2 separate regions of the Mus musculus genome follow, and region 1 is linked to region 2. A link is a loop called in an ENCODE intact Hi-C map of the cell type or tissue named here. Cell type or tissue: left cerebral cortex. All regions are shown on one strand. Each heading gives the region's core, and the rest is flanking DNA. Links, peaks and the distances in the headings are about the cores only.

Region 1 (14,253 bases), core at 1-4,000, 850 kb before region 2:
GTTCACTACATTTAAAGACACGAACCTACTAAGATATCATCCCCACACTACTATTCAGCCTGGCTCCACTTTTCAATATTCTACCAGCGATACTTCCTATCGTCTCTTGACAACTGGGGTTTAATATTTAAAGGGGAAAACCCTCATAGCACCTTGCCTTCTATCAATATGAATATAGAAATGTTAAATCTATGTTAAACAATGCTACCATGAGGAACAAGTCTCTGTTATCTACAAGCTGTGCTTTTAAACAAGACAACCATCAGCTTTCAAATATATATATATTTGAAATTATATATATATATATATGTATATATATATATATATAATTTTAAATTGGACATTTTTCAACATACTAGCTATTCTCTAGATGGGTTAAGCTCCCAGCTGACTTTTACAAGGAGTTGTATTCCATCTTTAGACTACCAAAAACATAATTAATATTTATGAAAATTGTGATTAAAGTATTATTTGTATTAATGGAATAATTCATTAGAATGTTACCTGTTATAACACATTATGCTTTCAGTTGGTCATGATGTTACTCTAAGATAATTATTCTTATAAAATACTTACTGACCGAATTGATTTTAGAGCTACATAGCTTTGGTGTTTTAAAACAATATTCCTGACTGTCAGCATTTTCACAAATAATCTATTGGTCCAGAAATCATCGTGAATATTCTTTACATATGCTTAATGTCACCTCCAGGAAATTGTTCAAATTTTGACTTGAAAATATGTACTCAGATAAACTTCTTAATATTGAAACATATTCAGACTCCAATTTTAAAAGGTTTATGCTTTGAAAGGTAAAGAAGACGGGTGTTGAGAGACAAAAGAAGAGTAGATGATGCGCTCAGTTCCTTCTCCAGGAGTCAAAGTTATCCCCAGTAAATGGAAACAGATAGATACAAAAACAGGAGTCTGGTTTTAGTGTAGTGCATTTAAGATTGTCGGGGGGGTGGGGGAGAGGGATCGACTCCCTTTCAATTAAAAATACAAGTCACTTATAAATTTTCAATTTGTGTTCTAACTTGGAACACCAGTAAGTCGTTGGATTAGTGTATTCAGAAGAGCAATTGAGAAAGGATAGTTTCACAATACCTTGAGAAGGGATGAAGCCCAAGGAAACAAATTCAAGTCACAGAACTCTCTTTTGGAATTTATTGTGGGGGATGGGGAGCTTTTATATTGACAACAACCAGTGGATTTTAAACCTACATGACCTTTTGGGGTTAGTCTTAAGAATGAAATGAACCCTGAGATTATCCTCTCCTGCTATGCCTTTCCCCTCGGCTACCTGCTGGCCGGCAACTTAGCAAAGAAACCGGCAAATCAAGAGGAAGTAGAAGGTGGCCACCGAGCTGGCGAGGCTTTCGGAAGCTCTGGAGTGCTGAATGCAATCGCCCCGTGACCGTCTTCCCTCTGGACTGCCGTACCGAGTCAGCCTCACTGCGCGCCCCGGAGAAGGCACAGGGCAGCTGGCCGCTACCGGGAGTCCAGAGCCGCGGCTCTGCGGTGAGCCTGGAGGCTCCAGCGCTGCCCGAGCATCAGGGCGGGGCGGGGCGGGGCGGGGCAGCCAGACGGCTGCGCCCGCCAACCTAGCGTCCATTACACTTCCAGACCTGGGACTCCAGGGAGCGGGTGGCGCCCAGCCTGGGCAGGAGTCGCGAGGAACAGACGGGCTTTCGGGAAGCGCCTCCTCTGAGGGCGCGGCGGCGGTTGTACTGTCGGGATGGAGAGCAGCGGCCGCAATTAGCCTCAGCGTTCCCGGGCCACTCCTGCCGCGCTAGGGAACCGGGAAAGGGGACCCGGGAGGTTGGTCGCCACCCCAGCTGCCCTAGAGGCCGCGCACCTGCTCGCGGCGCTGCTGGCCAAGCTCCTTGGGTGCCGTGATGCCCCGGGCCACCTCCGGGTAGCAGCGCTCAGGGAACGCCACCGCCTGATTGCGCGCCGGAGCGCCCCGAGCGTCGCCACCGAGAAGTCGGGCGCGTTCCCTACCACCTGCCTCTTAAACATCTTGTCTGCATCTAAAGAACTCAGGCTCCGAGAATCAGAACCCTCTCCACGTAGCACCGGAGGAGGAGAGCAAGAGAGGCCTGCTGGCTGCAGGCACCTCTCCCCCTAGTGATGCAGTTATTTATAGCTCAAACTCCTGCTGGAGTCTGCCAGAGCTCGCGCGCGCCGCTTCGCCGTGCGGGGCAAACTTTTCCTTAGATCCCGCTATTCCGGAGGAATCGGGACAAGGTGGCAGGGTGTCGGTTTCTGGTCACCAAAGTCAAGAGGCTTGAAATGTATGTTTGATGTGTGTGTGTGTGTGTGTGTGTGTGTGTGTGTGTGTGTGTGTATGTGTGTGTGTAGCAGATGCTGGTCCACCTGCAGACATAACCATCAGCTCAGAGGCACGTTTTTCTCTCAATGGATTCAGCGTCAACACAGACTGCAGATGTGCAAAGTGGGGCCAGAAGGTCAGGCTGTTCCAAAGTAGGGTACTGTACCGGGTTGGGGATGTTGAGTTAACGAAGAAGGGTGGACGAAGAGAATAAAGAAAAGCCGCGTGAAATCTTAAGTTTTAGGAATAAAAGAATCGAGGACCAGTATGCCCCCTCCCTTTAGTACTGCTATGACCTAAATCTAACAGATCTCTCGCCCTCCACACCCCCGAACAGGCTTCTAAAGTATCCAAGAAATCAACCTTAGAAACGCAAGCTTGTCAGATGAGGTACCGGTATTGTGACACTGCTTAGCAGCAAGACACTTCCTTTGACAGGATTTATTTTTCCCCAGCTCCAACTACAGGCACCAAAAGGTATTTTACCTTTTGCCAATGGTTCAAAGGAGACGCAGGGAAAAATACCCACGTACAGGCGTATCCTGTGGTCAAAAGAAGCCTCCCCTCGCGTACCAGAACTCGTCCCCAGAGGCCAGGACTGGCTACTTGGACTCCCGGAGTACCGGACCTGGGCCAAGTGACGGGAGACTTCTCACTCGGTGGCCTCTCCGTGCAAACTGCCGGCTGCGGCCAGTCCTCCCGGCGGCGGGTCGAGCCCGAGCCCCGCGCGCTGCCTCCCCTCGCGGCCGCATTGTTTCGAGCGGCAGCCGAGCGCCCACCGCAGGCCCGCGCCGCTGCCGCCGCCGCCGCCGCCGCCGCCGCAGTGAGCGAGTCGGCGGGAGCCCGAGCGCTCGCAGCCACGGAAGTCTCGGCTCCTCCGGGGAGGCTGGGGGCGACGCGGAGCTCCACTCCCCAGGTTTCGAACCAACTCTCACTGTGGCGTCCACGGCAGGCCGACCGCAAGAGAAGGAGCAAACGCGGCGGTTGGAGCTGAAGACCCGAGATGCCGGATGCAAAGGAGCTCGCTCGCCCTTCAGCCTCGCCACCATGGCCCCCCGAGCTGCCCGGCTGCAGAGCGCGCGCCAGTCCCCGGCCACCCCTTGGAGCTCCGGGGCCCCGACTAGTCCCGGCCGGTCGCCTCTGGTCGATTGGAACTGAGGGCGGGGAGGGGGCGGGGGGTCGAGGGAGGGTCGCCCGGCGCCGGAGGCGCGGCGGCCAGCGCCGCGGACCCGTCGGCTCGTGCAGGTAGACAGCGAAATAAATAAGTCAGAACAAACTTTGCTTTCCTCTGGCCTTACCTTCCTTCGCAGCCTGCGCCTCCCCCGTGTGTGCAAAGCCAAGCAGCCAGATGTAACACAAAATAATCCACGAAGGGAACCGAGTTTGAACAACCATGGTGCATGAGCAGGTTTGATTTTTTTAGGCTGCAGTTGGGTCGCAGCTCTTTAGATGCTGTTTGCTCCGAAGTGGGTTATTATTGTTGTTATTATTGCGCTCCTCGCATCGATCCCCTTCTGGGTCCCAGGCCGTCTGCTCCACGCTTAGCTGTTTGATTTCTCTCTCCCCCCTCCGGTTCGTTCGCACCGTGTTTGCTGCCTGCAAGTCTCCGACTGCAGACCGGCCGCTTGCTCCACACTCCAATAATATCAATTAGGGGGGAGGAGGCGGGGCTACGAACCCAGAGCCTCCGCCACTCCGACTGAGTGGCAGCCGCAGCCCGCCTGCTAGGCGGCGATTCCCACGGCCGGGGGGCGGGTCCCTACGAAGTGGCCGCCTCTACCTTGGAGGCGGGGTCCTGAGCAGGAGCCAATCAACGCCGAGCGGAGTCGGGTTGCGAGTCCAGGATTCCCTCCCAGATCGGTTGCCGGGAAAGCGGGGACGAGCCGCGTTAGGCCAGCGGCGTGCAGTCGGGAGCACTTGGCTTTTAGCTACTGCAGCTTCACTGAGCTGAATAAACCCGAGAATAACTCTCCCGTCTTACACTCCTGTATATAGCAGTGCTGCTCAACGTCTTCTAGACGGCATAGGCGAAACAAGCCTTCCCTCAACTACCAATCACCGACCCCGACCCGGACAGTGAAACTGAGCTATGCTTTTAGAACGCCTTTTACTTTTTTGTTAGCAGCCTCAGCAGGTCGGATAACTTTGGTTTTCTGCCTTTTTTCTTTCTTTCTTTTCTTTTCCTCTCTTTTGTTTTCAAAAGTTTGAACTTCTGTTCTGTAACTCGAGAGGCATGTTTAACTACTACTCCCCTATCTCTGGAAAAATAAAATTAATCAAAAGTGCCCCCCGCCCCCCAAAAGAAAACCTTTCAATGTTTGCCTGAGTTCACAACAACCTATGACAAAAGAAACAGGGAAAGTGGGGCTGGAGAAAGGAAGTCTTTTGTTTTATGCTCGCCTCTTCTCTCCTTCTATCTTCAGTTTCTTCTCAGGCAAAATAGGACCTTAGAAAACGTTTCTTGTCGTTTTTACTTACATGCTTCTCATTTTCTGGGGTCTTTCATAGGTTGCTCTACTTGAATTGTTTCCCATTTCGCTGTGTAAATAACATTCAGTTCTAAAGAAAGCCGCCAGGTACTAAATTCACATAGCCATTCCTTCTACTTGGGCAAACATTTACTATTTTCTGTAGTTAGTCCATAATTATTCTGTAATTATCTTTCTAAAAAAAGCTAAGACTAAAAATGTAACCAACATTTCCACTTGAATTCACCCAATCCTAGCTACAAGAAAAAAGTGTGTGGAGAAATCTGTTTTCCATTAGGCAGTTTTGCACACTTTGCAAGCAAGAGGTGGTTGACATTGTAAAATGAAAATCTTAAAAATGTAATGGCCAAATCATCTATGTCAAGGGTCACACTGAGTAGATAAGTACGTCATATTTTAAGATGGATTTTCCTTTTATTGTTCTATATTTTTAAAGAAAAGGAAAGAAAAATAAACACTCATTGATGATCAGCCTTTATTTCTGATGGACAAAAAGTTCAACCTCGGACTTCCTGGTTGACCTCTGGAAATGTGTGCTGGTTTCTCTCTGATATGTACAGGAGGGATAGTGTAGATAAAAAGAGATTACAGCCCCCAGATTCTTTTCTATTTTTACGGTTTTCTTCTGTTGTTTAACTTGCCTAATATAATTATACCAAAGAAAGAAATGAAGTTTTCCTTCTTTTCCAATCACGTCGCTTCTGTAGTTTATGTATTAAATTTTACGTATTGCTAGACATTAGGTCTATTGAATATTTTAGAAATTATGCTTAAAAGTCTCTTAAGTGCCCTTTAAAGATGCATAAGAAATGGAAAAGGCTTCATAGATTAATCTTGGAAGGAGACAAAACAATATAGGCAAAGCACACTGGTTACAGAGAACACGAAGCCTTATTAACCCAAACAGATGCAATCAGGGTAAAAGTTGGAAGCTCAAAGTCAGAATTAAAAATATAAATCACTCTTTAAGCTTTAAAAACTCACAAAATCACAAGATGATATGTATTAAACAATTTCTAATCGTCAAAATAAATTTTCCAAGGTTTCGACATTTTCTCTGAGGTCTCAACATCCTAGATTGCCACCAAGATAGCTTCAACGGTTTAAAATACCCCTTTCATCTACTGAAGGACTCCTACTTGGTGATAGGAATACAAATACTTCCCCCATTTAACCAGGAGGCTTCAGAGAATGTACTGTTTCTTCCCCTGAGGAGGGTAAGTAGTGTGGAGACTCCTGCTAGTGTGTGCTACTTCTCCCATCAGACACAGGCACAATTAGAGCCACACCCTTTTTATTTATTTATTTATTTAAGATGTAAGTTCCAAATTAGCTGCTCTTGTGCTGGGCTGCTGACATTCCCCCTTCTGAGCAATACAAAGATGTTCATGTCTGGGATCACCAACCTTCTTTCTTCTGTGCTATGTAGATATGTTGATAAAGAAGACAGGATACTGAAATGAAAATGCATGACAATTAAGAAGAGAATGTTCAAAGTTTAATGTTTAATAGCGTGTCTTAACACGTTATACTAAAGTATATTTTATAAATAGTAGAGCACATATAATTCTATTCCTATGTAGAGCTATGGAAATTAAACAGTAACAAAAGATTCCATGTTTTAAAATAACAGAATACATTTTCTCACATCTTTTAAAAATGGATAAGTTTAGTTGGATACCTATGTTTTATACAAACTATTTCTTGACCAATTTTAGAAATTCATGTTGTACATATACAAAGTGAATTAAAAACATGTTCTTTTTTTGAGCAACAACAAATGATTTATAAAACTAACATGTTTGACCAAAAAAAAAACCCAGAAATTAAAAAAACTTTTTTTTACTCATTGTCTTTATTTACTCATTCTGAATTGTTACTAAAAATAGTCTATCTCAAGTTCTAAATACACAGGAATGAATAATAAAACCTTATTTTTGTGAATCCACTTTTTAAAACATCTATGATAAAGTAGAAAGATTTAAAAAAAAATGCCTGTCTTCAAATACAAAAACACTGTGAAATGTTATTCAGTTTGCATCATTTCTCTAATAATTTACTGAATTGTCTACACATAATTATACATACATAAAAATTAATGACCATTTAAGTCATGTATTCTAGGAGAGAGAGAGACAACTGTTATTTTCTTTTAACTTTCCACAATACTGATATTTACCTTAGTATTTATGCCTCTAAAATAGCTTAGGGTTTTAAGATGAGAAATACTTAGAATTTCTCTTCTTAAATACTATAATATATTATAGTATTTTCAGGGGGTAGGTCTTATGCATTTTCTAATAGCAAAAGTGGCTCAATGGGTTTATCTCTGCATATCTAGGAACTGCATCTGTAGATGTGTGGGAACACCTGGCCCTCTGGAATGTTACCATGCCAAGGCCGACGAGCTAAATACTGACCACACAACAGTGAGTCACCGAGCTGCCTCTGGAACCATTTCTTTTGCATTTACTGTCCAAATGCAAGTTCATCACAGAAGAGCGACTACTTAAATGAACTGAAAACCCTACCCTGTAGAAGAATTGATAAAGAAAAGGAAACATTGTATCTGGGTTAATAGATACTGAAAACTACATTTTCCATTTCAATCAAAATGTAAACATTTTTCCACCGCCTAAGAAAATCATTTATATATTTACATTAGCATGATTTATGTACTGTATACAAAACATTTACATGCAGTCTAATGAAAATATAAAACACACAAAAATAAATTTCACCTGTACTCTCAGCATCAGGCTTAGCTAGCAAAAAATCAAGAGTATACTTTGCATCTTTACGACACGGTATTCACTTGGGTGGGTATGAGATAAGTGGCAAAACTCAAGAGATTACAATCACAATTTTCAACTGCAACCATTGAATTCATTTAGTATAGATTAACTAGGAAGCGTTTACTGGAGTGTTGCTAATGTGTCACTGTAGTGCTCGGATTACACAAAGAATTCAAAAATGTTTTAAATATACCATTGTTTAAGTAATATTAACAGATCTGATTATGACAAGAAAAATGTGTCACATGTTACTCAAAATCATTTTATACATTGTTAATATTTTTAAGAATAAGATTCTTTTTCAAATGTAATTTTATGTGGGGAGGCTCTTTCTATCCAGTATTCACTCCTGTTTTCCCATAAATCACCAGTGTGGATATGAAGACATAATTTAACTTATGCCAAATGCTTCTTCACATGTTCATGATTCACCATCTTAAAATCTATGATCTCTTTATCCAGATATTTAGCTGTCAAGGAAAGCAGAGATAATTTGGTGACCACCAGGGGGCATCAGGTCCTCTGGGTGTCCTAGCCAATCAATTTCACCCTTGGAAAATATACATTTTATTATATATATGTATAATAAAACCCTATTGCTAATTTTAGGTTTCTTTTTTGTATTTGTATCCATCTGCCAAAAGCCTTAATAAAAAATATTGTTATGTAACCTACTTAATTTTACAGATGCCAAGTTAACAGAATAGGCTCAAGGAAGCCTTAAAAGGTAAAATATGTTTCACAGAAATCTCTCAATGGTTTTAATGGTAAGCATCTGAGCACTTGTAGCCTCAGGTTGAAGGCGTGGGTAGCATTTTTTCCCCTTACTTCCCACCTAGTTCTCTGCAAATCTTTTAACCTAGAAATTTTCCTCCCTTGAAAGAGTGTTCTGGGCCTGGGTCTCTCAATAGAGTTCATCTTTTAAGAAACGTTTAACTCTCTAACTTGAAGAATGTATCAGAGACTCCTTCTCAGACTATGCATATGCCACATTTAATACAACAACTGGAATAGTAAAGAGTAAAGAATGGCTGGCTAATCTTAAGGGCCCTGTAAAAAGATCTAAATAATTAGGCACTTGAATATCTCATCTTAGTACAGAAAAGTTTCTGTTATGAAGAATGAAATGCATGCATGGTGCCCCCTAGTTGCAAAATTGAAATTCTATTGGCAGGATCTTCTCCGTGATGCTGAAGGCTGTGCCTCACAGTAGCATTGACCTGATCAGTGTTTGCCCTCTGAGAAGAAACAGTCATATTTGTACAAGACAAAAACAGCCCTGGAAGGAGAGGATCTTCACTCAAATGTGTCTGGATATCAACAGTGTTGGAAGTGCCGGCAGATCAGAATAGTCTGGCGGAGAATAAAATGATCCCAAGTACCTGAGAAATGTGTTCATGCAAGGAAAAATCCAGGACTGGGCTTGAAATTTGTTGGATAAAGGCCTGCATTTTGGATTCAAGGCCTCAGAACCTAGCAACTTATCTGACCCCTGATTCCCCACACAGAGATGCTCTTGGTTGCCAGAAATCAGAGGCCAGGGAATTGTTATCCTTTTTATTTAGGAACTGCATTCTTTAGTTACCATAACACAACAGAGTCCTGTTCTTGGAGTTACTAATCCATTATTTACTTCTGTTTTCCTTCTTTTCACCCTTTTCTTTTTTTAGTCTTCCCTTTTTAACTTATTTGGCAAACCAAACATGACAAAACCCTTCAGAATTCTTTATATAATAAAACAAACAATAATAACATACATGTTCACAGCACGAGTACCCAAATATATTAACAGCAAACCCAAGAATACAGCAATGGTGACCTTATAAAGTGTGTTCATACAGAAATAAGTCAAAGAGTAAAGATTGTCAATGCATGTCTCTAAGCAATCTTTTATTGGTGTGATTTAGTTGTTCTGAGGCTCACTGCCTCCATCTGCTAATCTAGGCCTTGTCCAGGACCTCCTAGCCTCTGTACTATCAATCCCTAAAATGTCTTTAGCCTCTGAAACTTACTGCTGAATAAACTCAGCCTTTCTACCCCTTTCTGAACTCAGGCTGGTTGGTCAACTCCTTTGTTCTGGCCCCAGATTCCTCTCCACATTAATTGACTTGAAGTGGCTTCTTTTAACTTCTGCCTGTATTGCCCTGCTTGACCTCATACTAACTATGACAATGTGTTCTAATCATCTGGATCCTTCTCATTCTCTGGATCATTCTGTCTTCACCTGCCATTCTCCCTTCATCTTGCCTCTGTAAAACTCTCCAGGTAAAACTGCCTTCTCTTCTCTCCCTCTGCACTTTTCCCTCTTACATTGCCTCTATTTCCTCACAGAGTTAGGCATATCCTATCTTGTCCAATCTTTCTCTGATTCGTCATTTTGTCAGCCTCTCAATTAGACATCACTTTCAAGCATGGGTACTTCCAACTACCTTCATTGTTTGGGATTAAAGGTGTGTCTAAGGGTGAGTCTCATTCCAGCCAGATCAAACAGACCTACAAGGTCTTTAGATGTGATCAGAGGAGCCATGCTGCTGGATTAAGACTCCTCTACACATTTCAGGTTGTTAACTGTATTCATCAACTTAATAACACCTATAGCTCTCAGAAACACTGCATGTGACATCCCAAGCCATTTAACCAAATCCACCAAGAAATGGCATTGGATCACCACCTCATTCATAGATACCTAAGGAACAGAGCTCTTGAGAGTGAAAATATACCACCAAAACATTCTTTACTGAAGAAGTTCCAACATTTTCATCTAAGCTCACAATTTTTCCACACCAAGTCAATCTTGTATGCAGCAAGACAATGCATAAGATGAATTCAAACATCTAAGTCTTCACACAGTTCATTCTTTCATTATTTAAAAGGTGTAATAATGAAAGTTATAGCAACGCTATTGTTAAAGACAGTGCTGCTCATTTAAGCTTGGGATGAAAACTTTAAAGAAAATTGAACTCACATATAAAAGATTATTATAATGGAACACCATAGGGACAGATAAAGTTTAAAGAGATGGCCCTTCTCATGACTGCTTTGAAGTCTCTCTCTTCCTCCTCCTCCCTATCTTCCCTTCTCTCTCTCTCTCTCTCTCTCTCTCTCTCTCTGTCAGATATGGTGCACCTCAGACCACCTAGTTTACTTTTATACACTAATCTCTTCTGGAAACACACACACACAAGTGCACACACACACACACGTGTTACTACTACCTCCAAAAATCCAACACCTTACCAGTTTCTAAGTATCCATTCTCCTTCACATGATGCAAGCACAGTGCCCACAATTGAAATCGCAATATTTGCTTCTGGAGATTCCTTCTAAGCCTCTTCTAGAGCCTTTTGTTGGTTTCTTCCAGTAGGAATTACAGTTTGTGGAATTTCAGCTTAAAATATTTCAGCACCAGGGAGGTTAACCATTCCTGATTATAATGTTGGGTAGGCCTTGGAGAATTTGAATGTTAGGCATTTTGATCTTTCAGGACTTGCCACGGTCTTTTGAGATTATGATTGGTGCCTCTGTCCTTTACCCAGTCAGGTCTATCAGTTGCCTCTGCTTGCTCAAGTTTGCCTTGGGCTCCTCTATTCATTTTGTTCTTTACTAGTTTTCATGGTCCAACAATAATACTTTTACTTAGACTATTCTTGTGTCTCTGACCTGAAGGTTTGACATGAAGACAGAGGAATTTTAATTTAAGTTTAGTGGTCCCCACATCACTGCTTGAATATGCACTAAATACTAAGTCGTTGAATAAATTAATAAATAATTTTCAATTAGTTTCCCACATAATTTATCATTATCTCTTAAAGGTTACTTCTACCGAAATGTTTGGCAAAGACATTTCCTCCCATTTAGATTATCTAGAGGCAAGATTTTTGGCAGTGCCATTAGTAATAACAATTCAAATATACAGATTACTAGAGTCTCTAATATGTAACATTCAAAAGAGGAAAAATATATCTGAGGATGTATATTCATTTTTAAAGAGAGCTATAAATATTAAAACAGGGAAGATAATTATTAGGGAAATGGGAGAATTAAACAGGATAAAGTTCTCATTATAAATGCTTAGTGCATTAATTAAAAAAAAAGAATCCCTGGCAGGATGAAGTCAGGCAGCTCATCCCAGCTTGAGCTGGTCTGCTTAGAAGTGAAGGATGCTAACAAAGGCAGAGAGCTTAGCTCATGGAAACTATCCTCTATCACCCAAGTTCTTAAAAAGAAGTCTCATAAAAGCCCTAGAGCAGGGGCTCTTTAGAAACCTCTAGAATAAGCATAAGCAATGTCCTGGTGCACTTCCCAAACGCAGCCCTCAGAGAAAGCCCGGTTGAAAGCATTCAGATTTCATATGGGCAGCACATTGAAATACTCCAGGAAGCGTTTTAAGGCTTCATCTTCAGCCAGTTGATTTACTTATTCATTTAATCATTATAATGTGTACTCAGAGTTAGGGAACTTGCTATTGAGCATCACTCTTCAATATACACACATTGTGAACTTTATGCACAAATAAAAACTTCACTGCCACGTTAAGATATAAATGAATAGGCATATGTTTTAATAATTATTTTTTTGTCTAGAGTAAGATATGAAAACTGTAATTTCAATGTATGGAAATAGTCCAATTTCTAATTCTCTGGATCACATATGTTTAATGCTTTTCTCTGCTGGAGAATATATGTCAGAGTATCCCCAAAATCTTTCTAAAGCATGGCTTGCATAAAGAGAGGGGAATGAACTTGTGCATAACTAACCTACTTCAAAGGGATGAAAAGACCTCTGATCCAGGACTCACATCCAGGGGACTACATTGGAGAGCAGCACTTTTCAGGTGGGGTATGTTCAACACTAACACATGGTAAGTTTTCCCATGGAGATAATGGGATACCACAATGGATCCTTGTTTAATTCATCTGAGGTGAGGCCTTGGCTTGGGCTCTCAACATGATAATAAAATCCTGAAACTTAAGAAAAATTAAAAAAAAATAGCTTTTATTTAAAAGAGTTGTGAAATTGCAAAAATTCCACAATTTTCCCAGAAACTGCAAAAATAAAATGTGCATTAAATAAATGATACATACCTATGCAAATCAAATAATATAAAGTGCAACATTTAAGATTAGCTGGTTTTATTTCTCAAATATTCTTCAGGTTCTCACAAGTTGTTGAATGTACTGAGAGCTCATTCCAGTTGAAGAATGGCTTTGTGCTGTAAGGAAAGACCACAACAGATTAACCCACTTATACTCTGAAATATACACTTGGCTGCTCATTTACTCATTTAAAACATTAAAATAGTTTCCTTTAAACTATTTTAATAAACTAGTTTGCTTATCTCTTACTATAGTTTGGTGTTTGGAGTGTATTCAAGATCTCATATATTCCAGGCAGCTGTTCTAACTCGGTTTTGCAACTCAGTGTGCCATACTGTGACTATTACATGCAATGCTTCTGTAATATTCATACATAGAGGTTTTGATAGGATCATATATTTTTCTTTCTCTGGAATAAATCCCTATTCTGGGTTTCTTTCAATTGTTGTGGTTAAAACAGAGGAAACTTAACGAAGGAAAGAGTTTGTTAGTTTTATACTTCCAGGTATAGCATTGACTGACGTCAGGACAGGAACTTGAAGCTGAAATCATTGAGGAATGGCTTCCTGACTCACTACCAACCATGCTTAGTTTGTTCTCTTATAGAGCCCTGGATCATGTGCCTGGGGAGTAGAACCACCCAGAGTGGACTGGACCCTTCTGCATCAATTAACAATCAAATAATTCCCTACAGACATAGTCACAGGCCAGTCTAATCTAAGTAATCCCTCAGTTGAGACTTTTTTCACTAGTGACCGTATGGAATTGACACATAAAGCTAACTACAATGACACCCAAAAACATATTTTATAATATGTCACACAGCAAAAATATATCACCAAAGTAATGTTTGCATGTATTGTGTTCTGTCCAGCAAAAGCAGTTTCTTTGTGTCTTTGTTGAGATATTCTATAATCCCTGTTTATTTTTCACCATCAACTTTAGGTATTCAATGATTTCTTACTATGATATTAATCCCCATACCTCCAGTGTATCATGATGGTCAAAAATTTCACTCTGATAACTTGTCATCTGTACAAACCCTTTGGTGAGATGTCTCTGTCTTTCTTGCCCCATTTTTTTTAATCGGATATCTTAAATAACTAAGTTGTTGAGATTTCTGTATTTATTATAAATATCTAGTGTACCAAGATATCCTGGTTTCTAGATTTTCAATCTCTTCACTGAAGTATATGGGAAATATACAAGTATATGGGAAAAAAATAACGAAATTTAGGTGAAGCTCAGCTCAGTACATTGTTTATGATTTTACATTGGCTGTCGACTCCTCACCTTATATTTGCTCCTTAGGCCTTTACTAAATGTTCATAGTTTCACAAATGAAAGTTAAGTCTGTTATCCACTTTTTATAGATATGATATTTAGGTATGGGTTCTCCCACCAGCCTAGACTCCTGCTCATCTAGTGGCATTCATTTAAAACACTGCAAACTCAATTACTTCCCTTGTGTCTACTTCTCCTTTCTGGTAGATTCTACAAATTCACACTCTGGTGAATTCTACTAAGTCACATTTCAA
Region 2 (15,853 bases), core at 6,952-10,951:
TAGTCCCCTATCTACCTACCCACTCTGGCCTCACCACTCTAGCATCCCCTTGCACTGGGATATCAAGCCTCCACAAGACCAAGGACCGCCCCTCCCGCTGACCCGACATAAGACAATGTTGGCTGCTCTAGATCAGGAACTGCTGATTTAGAGTAGCCAACAACAAAAACTAGATTAATAACATTTGAAATGTAAATAAAGAAAATATCTAAAAAAAAAAGGAAAAATTATGGTTAACATATATCATATATTTGGCAATAAGTACAAACAAGGCACTATGGCATGAGTGTGCAAAGGTTAACACAATACATTTTAACAACATTTTATGAAATAGGTATAATTATTATTCCCAATGATTTTGTGCCTAAGTAATCTGAGACAAGAAGAGGTGAAGAAATTTCTCCAACATTGCACACCTCAAGCTCATAATATAGATACTGGGACCTAAACCAAGTTATCATGGTCCAGAACATAAACTCCTTTTTTTTTTTTATTCATCCACTCAATACATTTTTATTTATATTGTAGCAGGAATCCAAGTACACACTTTTCATATGGTGAAGAAGTGTACAAACAAAAAATGGTCCTCGTATTTTGGCATATCTCTGAACCATAATTTTTCCTGTCTAGAAGAAGTTCAGGGATGGAAATGGAAAGGAGCCTGAGGGGGAAAAAAAAAAGATCCAGGGACAGGCCCAAAGAGGCATCAAGCACAAGGGGAGGTACCAAGGCCTGACACTACTTCTGGAACACTCACAAAAAGGGATCTATCACGACTGCCCTCTAAAAGACCCAACAAGCAGCTGAGAGTCAGATGTAGATAATTGCACCCAAGCAATGGACAGAAGCTGTTGACCCCTGTTGTTGAACTAAGGAAGGCTGAAAGAAGCTGAGGAGAAGGGCAATCCTGTACGAGGACCAGCAGTCTCAATCTGGACCCTCGGGATCTCTCAAACACTGGACTACCAAACAGACAGCATACACCAGCTGATATGAAGCCCCCAACAAACATACAGTAGAGGACTTGCAGGTCTGAGTTCATTCAGAAATGATGCACCTAACCCACAAGAGACTGGAGGCCCCAGGGAGTTTAGAGGTTAGGTGGGGTGGGGGTTGGGTCATCCACATGGAGACAGCTGGCTGGGGAGGAGTTGTGGGATGTGGAGCAGTTGGAGGATAGATGAGGGGGTGGGGAATAGAATACAGAACTTAAACTTTTAAATTATCCTTACTTTTTTTTTTTTCTGAAATACACACATGCACACATTAAACAAACAAACTAAATCAAGAGCAACAGCCTAGGATGAATAACAAGGGAATCTAGTGTAGCCAAGGATATAGGAACAGGCATCCGGAACTGGCATCCAGATCTTCATGTGTTCACAGCTCCCATTGAGACACATTCACCAAGGAAATATGCAAACCTCATGTGAAGATGAATTTTTTAAATGAATAATTATCTTTTGGCCTCTACAATTGTATAGGTGACATCGAAGTCATAAAAACAAACACCTATCTGAGGTTAAGACTATGACACAACATTGTAAGATATCCATGTATTCTTCCATAATTTTAAGCTTAGGGTTTTAGAGACAAATTAAAATAATAAGAAGACAAAAATTGATGAATTACGAATTTGTATGTTTTTATGGGTGTAAAATTCCCATACTGCATAAATACCCACCTGCTTGTTAATGAAGCGGTGTTTTGTTACCGTGCATTTATTTTTCAGATAGATTTATCTCTCCAGTGACTGTCTTTGTTTGTCACTTTCTATTTTGTTGGTGCTGGTGAGCACAGAAAAGCAAACCTAAATCATTAATAAGCTATCGTAAGTAAAGTGTGGATAAAAGAGCATTGAGAAGGGTCATTTTTACAACTAATGGACTTTGGTCTCCACCATTTAAGGTTGACCTTCCCGGGTTGTAGGCCTTAAAGTACTGCTTATTGTTTACCATTTTTGAATATTAATTTAAATGAGGATTTTAACTGGTAATATGAAGTCATTGCTTTGTTTTTGTTTTTAATTTTGAGCTTATAATATAGTCGAATCATTTCTTTCTTCCCTATTCACCCTCTAAATTTTTCCATTTACCACTCCTTATTGTCTTTCTACTCCATGGGCCTTTTTTTTTTTTTTTTTTTCAGAAATCTGCTTGCCTCTGCCTCCCAAGTGCTGGGATTGAAGGTGTGCCCCACCACTCCCTGGCCTTTCATGGGCTCTTTTCTTTCATGGGCTCTTTTCTTTCATTAACTGTTGGTACATACCTATTTGTTTGTATGTATGTATGTGTATATATATATATATATATATATATATATTACACTAACAAGCTAATATACTAATATATCCACCAATACTCACAGAAATCTATTTTTATGTACCCAAATCATTTTTAACAACTACTTTATGATAGAGTGATTCTTAATTTGACTGCTTTGTGCTTAGTCCAACATGGCTATCATTATCTTTAATTATTGTAGTTTAAACCTTATACAATATCTTCAAATATTTTTACTACTTTCACCTTTGTATTATTTAAATAAATGGTTACATAGTAAAATTTACAGTATGCATAATACCTGAAAAGAATACTATGTCTTGCTAGATTCTATTTTGTTCTTGTTGGAAAAAATATCTAGAGTTTTATAATATTTATCATATTTTCTTAAAGAAAATTCTGCTTATAGTTTCTTCTAGTTGCTCTTCAATCATATAGTTGGATGCTCATATAAAGCAAGTAGTCAAAATTCAATTTGCTATTAAAAATAAGGGTATTAATGAAAAAGGTTTGATATACTACAATAGCTATTTGCTTCCATTCCTCTCAGATATATTTTTTGCAACAATTACATGCAGACATAGAAATATGTAATCAGTCTTATTGCTGGCATTTGAAATGCTAAGACGTTAATTTAAATTGATAATGACCATCAAATATTGTAGGACTTTGAATATTAACTGTCTAACAATAAAGTTGCACACATACTGATATTTTCTAAATGTTTACCTACATTTTATGTCTAATATGAACAATCAGCAAAAGCTGTTTCTGTTTCAGCTCTAATTGAATTCTCTCTCCTCTGTGCGATATATTTCCTCGTTGACTAATACAAAAAATGCTAAGAATGTGGACAGCTTTCTGCAGCCTTAGTTTTCAGAAGACAAAACAGGAAGCCATCTCAAATGCTCTGAGTTGATCCATCTTTGTGTTCTGAGGACAATGCCTTAAAAATCCACCTGCTGGAAGTCGGTGGTGTATGCGAAGGGATGTCATGGCTATTTGAGAACTGTTGAATACTGAACAGAGGCTTTTCCTGCCCTCAAGCTCACCGCTCTGGTTTGTCTGACTCATTACATGCCAAAACTTTTGATTGATGTGCTCACTTCAGTCACGGGTAATTTTAAGTCCTATATTAAGTAGCCGCTGCTTCCACTCCATTATAGTTCTTTGCATGGGGCAAACCAGAGCTCAGGTCTTGTCTATATTGGGTTGACCCAGAGCCATAGTGTGCTTTTGTTTGGATTTAAGTAGGAGGCAAGCTAATATTTCTAAACTAGCAAACTTGTACATTCTCAGCTTTTCTTAATTGTGTGGATCCCTGTGGTAAAGAGCTTTTCAGTGCTACCACACCTCTCTTTGGGAGCTCAAGCCAGTCAGGAGAGACAAAGGCTTTCTTAGTTCACAGAATTGCTTTTGAAATGGTGGAGATTTACAGGGATTAATACAATCTAACCAACTTTTGCAGTTGATTTTTACTCCTATTATCTGTTTGCATTTGTGGGAGTCATTGTGTCTTAACGGTAATTTTTGTTTCTGTATCTCAATATTTGCAATAGCTTAGGTGACAGAACATACTTGTGTGAGTAGCATTTTAAAGTACACATTCTATATACAATACAAAACTGACTCAAATAGGTTAGTAGTTGATGAGTTACACTTCCCTTAAATGCCAGGATCAATAGTCACATTAACCCTTATGGAAAAATAATATAAAAGGAAATTATAATCACTAAAATTGGAGAGTAAAGTTAGAATTTAAACCAAGCAATCCAGTTAAAGAAATAACTTTGACTATAACTTACTTGATTTTAAAATTAAAATAGTGATATGTAATAATGACATATTTATTACACTTATAATACTGCACAAAGTAAGGCTTACGTTAGCATATTACCCTGGTCCAAAATGACCTTGAAAGAGTTTGTGGAATGAAAGAAAGATTGCTCTTTCTCTTAGAATCTTTTCTTACCTTAGATCTTAAACAATGTGGAGTCTGTTCAATATATCAATACTCTTGAGAGAAACTGTGAAAAGCATATAACCCAAGATTTTATCAACACGTGCACAAGGGAAGATAGCAGGGAATGGCAAACAATATCAGCTCATGAGTAAAATTAAAAACTAAATGCTATAGTCCAGACTTTCCCAGACTTTCCCTTTACATACAGTTTGATACTAGTTGGTAGAAGTTCCATGTCAGACTGAATGACCTCCAAGTCTAACCATTTATCTTTGAACTAAATGAAATATAATTGTATGAATGATGAAAGATTGTGAATATTGAAATGTTTTAACTAATAATTTGCATCCTTAAATCTGATTGCACAATTCAAGTGTACTGGAGGCATTAAAAGCAACTGAATTTAGAGGATAGTAAGATCAACTAAAGCAACATAAGTGAATTTTCTGTCTGAAAATTGAGAAAATGCATAGTTTGTATATGTAAGTATTTTTTCCCAGCAAGATATTGATATGGACTTTTAGACAATTAATTTGTTTAGTGTTGTCTGAAAACAAAAATTAGAGGAGTGAGCAATGAAAAAATTAAGGGCAAGTAAAACATAATTTGTAAGTAATTCTTATAAATAAACCTTTATCTTAGCATTCACCCTCTTAGTGCTCAGGGCCTCCTCAGTATAAAAGCAGAGTGGACTGAGATAGGAATGATGGTCAATGTAGTTTGAACTATAATATCTAATAGTCTACATTACTGTTTACAAGATATGATTTAAAATAATACTTCATGCTTACAGATAAAGATTATTGTGAACAATTTTTAAAAGTTTTGAGCTTTGTAAAATATTGAACCAAAGTAAAAATATTATAAACAAGTTGTATATTTTTTTGGAGCATTGCTTCAAACAAATGAGTACAATCAGTAAGAGCTGAAATACCAGTGGTAATCGCTTACAGGTAATAAGGAAAAAACAGATAACATTTTAAAACTATAACCTCCGAATGCAATATGTGTTTATTTATTAAAATGTTTCATTATATATATATGTTATGGAACAGAAATAAAGGATTTAAAGGTGAATTTTCTGATTCTCAATAGTCAGTTTTTCTTTTTCTCTAAAGTAATACAATTCAACTTTTAAACATTTCAAAAACGATTTTGTGATTTATTCTGGTTTTCAACTGAGTGAGCACAGCCATAAAAATGCCACCACAGCTTTCCCTCCAGAGCAGCAAAGCATCCATGGAATTATAGCTCAATTAGGGAACTGGAAAGTCTCAAGCTCTCAGCAAGGTCCACACAATGGGTGGCCAAGCAAGATATGGACGTGGCTGGAAGAAGCTTACTCCTTTCTCTCTCTTCTAAAAAAGCCATCAGTTAAGCAGACATTGCTCTCTGGTACCTCCAAGTCAAAGGGCGGTGGCATGGCATTTTCTTTGATTAAACATCGTAAGCATTTAATGACTCCTTAGTGTACTTGACATTTACACAGAATATGTTGATTATAACATCAGATGGATAATCTAAATACAACTGACAAAGACATCAAGAATAAAAAAAAAAAACAGAAGAAGAAAAAGACAGAACGAGAAAGACATTTTTTTAACAGTGGACATAAGGAAGGTCCCTTGCTATGAGAGGTCTTGTTCACGTTCAGCGTCGGAAACCTTTGCATTTATCCTGGCTGGTTTGATTTGTGATTTTAAAATTTACTCCAAGACTTTGTCACCTTCCTGGCGGGTCTACAAAATATCTGGTATACAGAAATCAAATAAGAATTTAGTAAACTATGTCATCTGAGTAACCAGGTCAACATTATCTTAGAATTCTAGCAAAATACCAAAGGTTCTGTTGCTTATGGCATCACTGTACAATGTGATGAGAAAGACCTCAGAGGGTGGACCAGTGATTAGAGTAACATGGAAAAATACATTCATAATGTTTGTGGACACTAGTCAGTATTTTATTTCTCTAATTTGAACAACCTAACACTTAAAGAAAACAGAGAAATACTAGTTCTTAAAGGCTTGAAAATAGTTTCAACAGACAAGCCTGGTTTTCATATGTAAAAATATTATTTTTTTAATTCTAACATGGCTCAGTGTGGTTATAGGTAGGTCCCAGTCACTATGGATGAGGAAAGTGTTGTCAGTTATTTCTTAAGATAGTATCAGTACTGTTCCATGTCTTCATAAAAATGCTGCTTCTACAAAGTCTTTTCCTTGAGGATGAAAATTACTAAGTTAAACTATTTCTTGTATTGTATAATAATATTCCGAATCACTTACACTCACGCACACACACACACACACACACAAATATTCACCACATTGAAATGCCTTTCTATACAAATAAAAATTGGATTACAGGCAAATGTAATTTCTCAAAATATTATTTGAAAGACAGTAGATTTTCTATAAGCATATATAAATAACAAAGTAAAAATAGTGATGTATAAAAAGATATAAATGATTTATAGCTTAATTTTTTTAAAAAATTCATACATCCACACAACTATATATTTAAAAATAATTTAAACCTTTATATGAAAAAGTTTATTTTAAAATCTCGTTTATGAAACCAGCCACTAATATGCCATATTAATTAATGTAAAGTAAAATCATACTAGGGAAGGTGAATATATTCACTATGATCTGAACATTTTCTGGTTGCATCCATGATCAATAGTGTAATGAAGAATTAAAATTATGATGTGAGGTTTTAAATATTAACAATTTTCCCTGATTACCAAAAAAATCCATTGAGTAGTATAACATGAATCTAACAATCTTTATTAAATGAGAAATTCCAAAAATTAAAAAGAAAGAAAAATATCCATGCATTATATATCATATTGTACATGAGAGAAATGTCCTGTGAAATGTGAGAAATTTTGTTATAAATTTAGTTAAACTTCAAAGTCTTACGCTAGAGCTAAAGACCATTATTAAATTTCACAGGAGGAAGTACAAAATCCACTTAGCCTGTTACTAATCTCTTAAAATTCTTCCAGTGAACACTGATAAAGATATAAGATCTAGGATTATCTGATATTCTTTCTTCTACACTTCTTATTTCTCACTATTGATTAAGCCCTGAAATGATTGAATTGCCCAGAAATACAACTCAAGTATTCATAAATGCTAAACAGCTTTGACAATGAAACGAAAATGACATTAAATCTTCACATTTTCTCAAATATTAAGAAAGTAAATAATTTCTTCAATAAAAAGAGTAATGCAGACTTGAGTAGAGCAAGAAGTGCGTTTGAAGCCTCGGTGTTTTGACAAGGGCAACAATAAACAGACTAGAAAGAAAAACTGAACCATTGCATACAATTTTCTGTACCTCATTAAAGTAGGTGGAATCATTAATTTGTTGACAATTTGTATGATAAATATGATAGAAGGGGTGTGTTGTTTACTTGTGTGTATACATTCTTTGTATTGCCATAATAACAGTTACAAGAACCCCAAGAACTTATCAACTAAATTGCACTTAAATCCAATTCACCCTCCTCTAAACAAATCAGTTAAATATCTTTTGACAGCAAAGGAAAACTCCTCCTTCTTAATAATTTACACTTTAACATAGCTCACTGCTTTCTGTTTGTCTCTTTGGACGATTGTGATTTCCTCAAAAATCTTTAATTTTCTTTTCAAGTGACTCTCATCCGCAAATGAATAGTTTTGAAGGAAATGAAATGAAATCAAATACAGAATTTTGGAATGAGCCAGCTTTATCTCCTTGTAATATACAAACATAACCATTGAGGCCCAACCTCAAATATCTGCACTAATGGTAAAAAAGAGGAGATATTCCTAACGCTTCCTAATAGTGAGGAAAACATTATAAATTGTTACCAAATAAATTTGTTACTTCCATGTATGTATTAGCATATGTATTTATATAATTAAACTGATATACTATAATTAATAATTAAATTGTAGAAAGCCTCCATTTGGTCTATAGCATATAATGTAATTAACTCATTCACATCAAACAGTTTGGAAGAAGGCTGTGAAAGGCAAGGGCTTCCTTGTAGACTCTACTTCTTTTGCTTTGATCTCACTAGATAACAAAATAGATTCTTTGGAGTCAGAATGTAAATCAGATCTCACAGGTGACTGATGCAGCTGACCGCGGGAATTTACAGAACCCAGCCATGAGGATTCCAGGTGTGTGCATGTGTGAAATGGTCTTAATGCTGCTGTGATTGACATTTCTGCGTCCCCTGCGAGGCACTAGAGTGGGTCAGGGATTCTGGCTGCCTGGTGCTTTGTTCCCTTAGACAACTATCTTTTGTTTCTGTTTTTGTCTTGTTTTGTTTTTTTTTCTATTTTGACTCTCTTACTGTACAGAATCACTCAGTTTCATTATTTCCTCTTTCAAGGATGGTGTAGTCTCCTCGTTTGTGAGGTTTGCAGTTTGGTATGTTTCTTAATTCCAGAGCAGCCTGGATCTGTTCTCTTTCCCCTTCTCATTAGAAGTGAGAAATAACTGTCTATTGTGGAAGCATACTCTTCAATAAATTGAAGTTTGTTTCACGGGTGGTCAGTGTCTTAGTGAATCTAGGAAATGTAAGAAATATGTAACACTTTGGGCTTGATTTCTTTGCAATACTTACTGTGGTACATTCGTATGCAAAGAAAGAAAGTCTATGTGGCTTGGTCTTGCACTCTTCTCTCCTGGCAGCACAGTGCCCCCTAAAGTTACTCTTGTAAAAGAATGCCACAAGTCCTCGCTGAGTTCTGTACTAAAATGACACTTCACTTTGATTTCACAAAATAAATACTGTCTACAAAAAGAAATCATCGGAGATGATATAAATATGTTTATTTCAACACTCATTTAATCACAAAATAAAAATGTTGCCTGAATTCAGTCCCTTGATTTTGAAAACAACAGTACCAAAATGAAATATGCTAAGGACTGATGGCTCAACGTAGTGCTAATTCTTATCAAAAATACTGCTTGCCAATAACGTTTGAGAGTGTTAAACTGTGGATGGAAGGAATATAGTTACAGGAAGTGAAAAGAATAATTTTCACAATGTAAGCTTACCTTTACTAAAATTTTCTGTGTATGGAATAATTAATTGAACAATCAAGGAATATGAAGACGATGTTGAAAGAATACATGCAAAGAAGAGTTTTGTCTTTATTTTAGATGTTCCGTTAAGTTTCATTTTTAAACTGTACTATATAAATAAAACATCACACTCGTGTTATGAAGGTGAGAACAAGCTGAATTTGCTGAGTCAAAATAAGCCAGATATGACAATTGTCTCTTTCCTATGAAGTGGTTTTTATTACAAAATTTTCTTTTTAAAGGAAATTGCTTTTTGATCTCTCATCTTTCAGAACAAACATTTAGCTTTATTCCAGCTCCTAAACATAATATAAAAATAGCAAGTTGTCTAAAAGGTGTTAGAAGATACACAGTTTAAATATACTTATTTTTCTTGCCTTTCAATTTCCTTGAAGACTGATTTTCTTACTCTTTATCACAGAGCCTTAGTTAAAATTTGATGCTGGATGTAAAAATGAGCCTTTGAAAATAAAATGCACTTAAAGACAGTTGGACCATGGCCCTGAGTGTGCTGCACTGGTTTAGGATTTGAGATAACTTGTTAAGGACAGTAAAATTCCCAAATGGCAAATTCAGTTGATGTTGACATGTCTCCTGACGCTTAGAAATTCACTTGATGAAATTTCCAGTAAGCTAAATTTACTAACTTAATTTCACAATTCATGGTTTTCACATGGTTGCAATATTTGATTGTGGTCAATACTTTAAAACAACGCATCACAAACCAGAAGAAATTATATACCAGACAGATGAAGAAGTATAATCAAGGCGGGAGCCAATTTTTCCATAATGCTTTATTTATTGATTGGCAAGAGAATACAAGTTGACAAGAGTAGGCAAGCAGTAACAGTAATACTGGGGATGGAGTCAATACATGGGCGACTGCTATAAGAAGCTCTACATTTTCAGATTGTACTTTATCTAGCATGCACTCTTTCAAAACCTAAAGTACATTAAAACACATTTATTTCCAAATAGTCTTCTTATTTGAGCCCATCCCTGAACTCAAATGCTCAAACTCCTTTTAGAGTTTTATAAGAGAATTATAAAATTCTTAATAGAGTGAGTAGTATCCCTGTGGTTCCCATATATGACCATGTTTAATTCTCTCAAAAGTTTGAAAATATGTGTTATTCTTTTTTAACTACAAATATATGCACCGAATTCCTGAAAACCTATTTCACATTGTCAGTCACAAGTGATGTATGTATGAACGAAAATCTACTTTGAAAGATAAAAATCTCTTCTCCTCATCTGAGAAGATCCTGACAGCAGGACTGTGAAGATCTGTTGTCATTCCAGTGGAGCAGGACATTTGTCCACATTTGCAGGTCACCAGGGTTGTCCTCAACCCACACATTCAGTTTGTTCTGGAAATCATTCATATTCATCATCTATCTGCCTATATAAGTATAATTTCTAAAAGGACTCCTATTTGTGTACAAGTAAGATAAATAGATGAACAGTAGAGGAAAACCAGAGGAATAGTACTTAGTTTTATAAATGGAACCCTGTATAAAAATGCATACAATTGTTCAAGGGGATGCAAATGCAAATACATTCTCAAACAGCTCACTTAAACAGGCATCTGTTTTCACACTCCTAAATATGCATGTATAATTTTCAGCACCAATATTTATTTTTTTATTTTACTCTTATGAAGTAGTTTTATTGCATTAAAAAAATTTTGAAAACCATGCGTTCCTATTCATTCACGTAAAAGGTCACCACAGTTGTAATAAGCTTCCTACCTTTAACAGGGTCACTGAGACCACTCACAAAAGTTATACTTTCTTCCTTGTGCCATCTGCTCACACTTAGTTTGAATTCTTGTGACATTCTCTAATGGTAACTATTGGCTGACAAAGCATGGTAACTTCCCACAGCCCTGCATTCGGCCCACACAAGACTCAGTGTCAGATGCTAGCCCACATTTTGCTTTCTCTGGTTTAACCCTTATCTTTGATCTCTGCATTGTGAACAATTGAGAATTTCTTTCATGTTCAAAATAATCCTACTCGGAGTGATTATAAATTAGCAATACTTTTACATATTCTTCAGTTTCTTTTTAATGAATATGTAAATATATGTATATATATTTCATTAAATACCGCCTGTTTCAAAGAGCGTATTTCCCTGGAGGTATAATAGAAATAAACTCGCCAACAGCAGATAAGATGTCAGGATGATTTTTAAGGACTGGGAAAAGCTACAAAGATGTTACTAGAAGTGCCTCAAGTTCTATCTTAAGAACTAATCTGGAGAGTACTATTAAATGTAAATTAAATAATTAAAATATTTGCATATGAAGCTCATAAATCTGTGGTACATTGTTATGACAAGTAGAGTCACAAGATCCCACAAACTAAATTAGTAATGCACTATTTTATCTTTTAGGAGAGGAAACATAAATATGCATTTTATATATGTATTTGCATATTTTATATTTTAATAACAAATGCTTTTCTTGTTTAGTAATTGAAAACTCTCTTTGTTAGAAAGTACTTAAAGATGCACACATAAGAGAGATAAAGAGAGGTAGATAGACACACAGAGAGAAAGAGAGAGGCAGACACAGAGAGGAGAGAGAGAGACAGACAGACAGACAGACAGAGAGAGAGAGAGAGAGAGAGAGAGAGAACTCTGACAAAAAATTATCTGGCAGTATTAGGTGGATGTAGAGGACATTTTAGTTATAATACTTAAACTAACAATCTTTCCTTTAGAAATATTAAGAATTCAATAAATATAATTAGAGATATTTAATAATTGTTGAGTTATTTGTTATTTATAAAGATCACTAGATATTGCTAAATTTCAATCTCATTAGAAACTATTCCTCCTTCTTCTAGGTCTATGCTGATTATGATGAAAAAAAACTTTACTACCACTCTACAGGGGTTGCATAAATTATTCTTAGGACTTTTCTGTTTTTAATTGGAAAACCTTTAACCTATCTTGATATCTTGATTATACACACACACACACACACACGCACGCACGCACACACGTATGTGTGTATGTGTGAATATATATATTCAGCTGGATATATGAAACTTATTGCATAAGACATAACACTCATGTAGAAATAAAATTTTCTGATTTCATAAATGAGATACATTTTAAAATCATGAAACTGTAATTATGCCCTGTTTTGTTACTGGTATATCGTGTCAAGCAAGTACATGAAACTTGATTTGAGGAGGACAAAAGGAGGGTTGAATTTTCACAGGAAGTGTATGGGTAAGTATTAGCAAGACTAATGTTGCTGTGTTTTCTACTGATGAAGTTTTTGAAAAGAACATATTTAATATAAATAAAACTTATTTTTATTGATAAAACATTTTATATTTTTTTATGTACAATGCTATCGGCATCATTATTTATGGTTCATTGTCAGTAAATCATTTAAATCACAGTCTTCCCATTACACTGTATTGTAAACTGCCTAAAAATACAGGAAAGAATATTTATTGAAACTTAAGATGTTGAAGCATACATTTTAACAAATTTAGATCCTCAACACACATACATACTCGGCATGACGCTGTGACTGTGCATAGCATAGCCCCCACTTCACAGGATGAAGTGCCCCTTCAAGTGTTTCCAGTGATCAGCCCATGGCAATGTGATTCATTGTTAATTTTTCACCTTGGTCAGACACCTTTAAAATTAGTAAAATCCTCTCTTATAATTAGTTTCTATGAATAGTAACTCTCTATTAAAAATAGTTTTCCCTTGAAATATGACTTCACATTCATTATGAAAAAGCATGCTCCTGCTCTCGGGGCTCCAATGCCTAGCACTACGTTGTTCAGAGGTCATTTCAGAACAGAGCAGATGCTGCACATGTTATTTCATTCCTTGTTTATGTTATGTTTAGGGTGTGTGGTTAGGAAGTTCACCAGCATAGTTTTTGAAGAAAATAATTTATTTTGATATATGCTTTTTATCTCATGGTTTTAGTCAATTAAAATTTCACCTTTATTTTCTGCCTTTTATGACTTTGTTATATAATGTGTACATTAGAAACCACATTGACAATATCAGTTTCAGGTTCATTTCTGCTCATATCAATAAAAAAAAATTAATGATAGTCTGAGTCAGACAGTTTTTGGAAAAAATGTTTTTGGAATGAATCCCATAGTGTGGAATACACAATAAGTGAGTAAAATGGTTAAAAGAGGTTCTGGTAATTTATTTTATAAATGTAATAATAATTTATGTCAATAAATAAAAAATTGCTGACAGAATGTATTGTTAGTGAGATTTTTAGTATATCAGTTTATCATAATATGTAGAATTTTACTTTTTGTATCCTTGATATCTGGCGATAGCAACTTTATTTAATCTATTATCAACCTAATTTTATTTCTTCTTAATTGTTCACATTACTTTGTAATTTTATAACAGTATAATAACATCTAAAGTATATTAAACTAATTATTAATATTACACTCTACTAAGTCTTTTAAACTAATTTTCCTGAGATTTTTAAACATTATTTCAGTGTATTTTCTTATAATTTAAAAATCTCTATATAGCTTATCATAGTACATACTCAGGCACACGTGTGCTTGTGTGTGTGTGTGTGTGTCTGTGTTTTTGTGTCTATGTCTGTGTGTCTATATATGTGTGTCTGTCTTTGTGTGTGTCTGTGTGTCTGTATGTCTGTGTATGTGTCTGTCTGTGTGTGTTTCTGTCTGTGTGTCTGTGTGTGTGTCTGTCTGTCTGTCTCTCTCTCTCTCTTTCTGTGTGTGTGTGTGTGTCAGAGTATATGCTATCACTTGACTCAACCTCCTATGTTTTTCTAAAAATCTTTTCACTGGTGTCTGGCTGTTTGTTTTATTTTTGTTGTTGTTGTTGTTGTTGGACAGAGTCTGTGGCTGAGTATTATAGTTAAACAGTAATGCTAGATTGTGTGACTAGCAGGACCCACGAATCCTTGTGCCTCTGCCCTACTAAATAGTAAGTGTGCACAACCATAACTGGCTTTGCCTATATGCAGCATGTATCCAACTCAAATCCTCGTGATTTCATTTTGTGCACCATACTTACTAACATATTTCAGCAACCTTTCTATCAGAGACTTCTTAGGATTTATAATATACTATTTTCTTTGTATTTGATTGGGTGTGTATTAATTTAATCAGCTAATGTATTCTTGCTTCACATTAAATCCTATGTTTCTGTTTGCATTTATAGGCATAAAATTTAATAGTATACATTCACAGAGGATTATTTCTTTGCATTAATTGCCCACATTTGATTTTTGCTCAATCTTAGCTACTCCAAGGAAGTATCTCCTTTGACTTGAGTACATTTTTGTCTTCTTTACCTACTCAGTAGGTGGTTTATTGACATTGAAAGAGAAATCTGTACATTTCTTGACTAAATAGAAAAAAATGGAGTACAATATTAAACTAGAATTTGTACTTATGTTCTACTTGTATTTGCTGTGATTTTTCTCAGAATAATTTTGTTTTATATTTCTAAAGAATTACATAGCTAATCTAATTTAAAAGACATTGTATAAAAATTGGACATATCTGTGACTGGCCACTTTTTAAAAATTATTTATTTATTTAATTACATTACAAATGGAACCCTTCCCAGGGTTCTTCCATCCATACCCTTCTCCTTAGCCTCTGAGCGGGTGATTCCCACACAGAATTCCCCTTCCCAAAGACACGGAGTCTCTACAGGATTAGGGCCATCTTCTCCCACTGAGGCCACATAAGACAGTCTTCTGTTCCATATGTAGGAAGGGAGAAGCAGTGAAAGCATAGACCAGCCCATGTATGCTCTGTGGTTGATGGCTTAGTCCCTGGTAGCTCTAAGCGTCAGGTTAGTTGATACTATTGTTCTTCCTATGTGGTTGCAAACCTCTTGAACATCTTCAGTCCTTCCCTTAACTCTTATTTGTTTCCTTTTTAAGGGCTTCTGTTTGCTTGTGTTTTGCTGTATTTTTTTAAGGGGACTGGTCACTTTTTTATTATTGATTTGCCAAGTTTGGTGTAAAGAGGTTTAGTATAAAATTTAATTTTTTCCAGGGACCACATCTTTTTTTCTTATTGGGATTGTGTTCATATCCAAGATCAGGTGATCAATACTAAATCTATATATGGTAAATATAAAATATCTCTAGGTATGATATAGCTAGAAAATGTGTGTCTATATATAGACACAAATATATATTTTATTCAGTTTTATGTCTCTTTATTTTTATATGCAATTTCTACTAGCAAAAATACACAATTAAAATTGTAAAAGTGTTTTCTGTCTTACATTTTTACATTTAACAGCATAAATAAGCTATTATGTTGAATGTATATTTGTAAAGTTACTAAATAAAAACTATTTGTAGCATGCTAAATGCTCAAAATTTAGATAATGTATTTCTTTATATCATCAAAAAATGTATGCTTAAAATAACTTCTCCAAATCATTATTTATTAATAAATTAATAATGAATAATAAGTGACTATTGTCACTACATATTCCATTTTAATTTTGCAAA

The links. Peaks named below come from ENCODE experiments on the same cell type or tissue, not always from the same donor. Only the 100,000 strongest peaks of a DNase experiment are listed, where the experiment ranks them.
Region 1: it touches region 2 in a loop (5-fold over the local background); 8 of 42 quality-filtered maps call a loop at or near these places.

What each region holds. Positions count from the first base shown.
Region 1 is chr4:28,802,861-28,817,113 of GRCm38, reverse strand. It overlaps Epha7 (Eph receptor A7), which reads right to left and starts at 3,983. Exons shown (of 17, transcript NM_010141.4): 1 at 3,634-3,983. The coding sequence starts at 3,730. In left cerebral cortex, for the core only: CTCF peaks have their summits at 2,109 and 2,812; DNase peaks (open chromatin) are centred at 1,657, 2,167, 2,770 and 3,265; H3K4me3 peaks cover 4,000 bases; H3K27ac peaks cover 2,801 bases.
Region 2 is chr4:27,958,295-27,974,147 of GRCm38, reverse strand. No RefSeq gene overlaps it. Among named protein-coding and RNA genes, the nearest start is that of n-TIaat2, 61 kb to the right of the region's middle. In left cerebral cortex, for the core only: a CTCF peak has its summit at 8,951; DNase peaks (open chromatin) are centred at 8,458 and 8,931.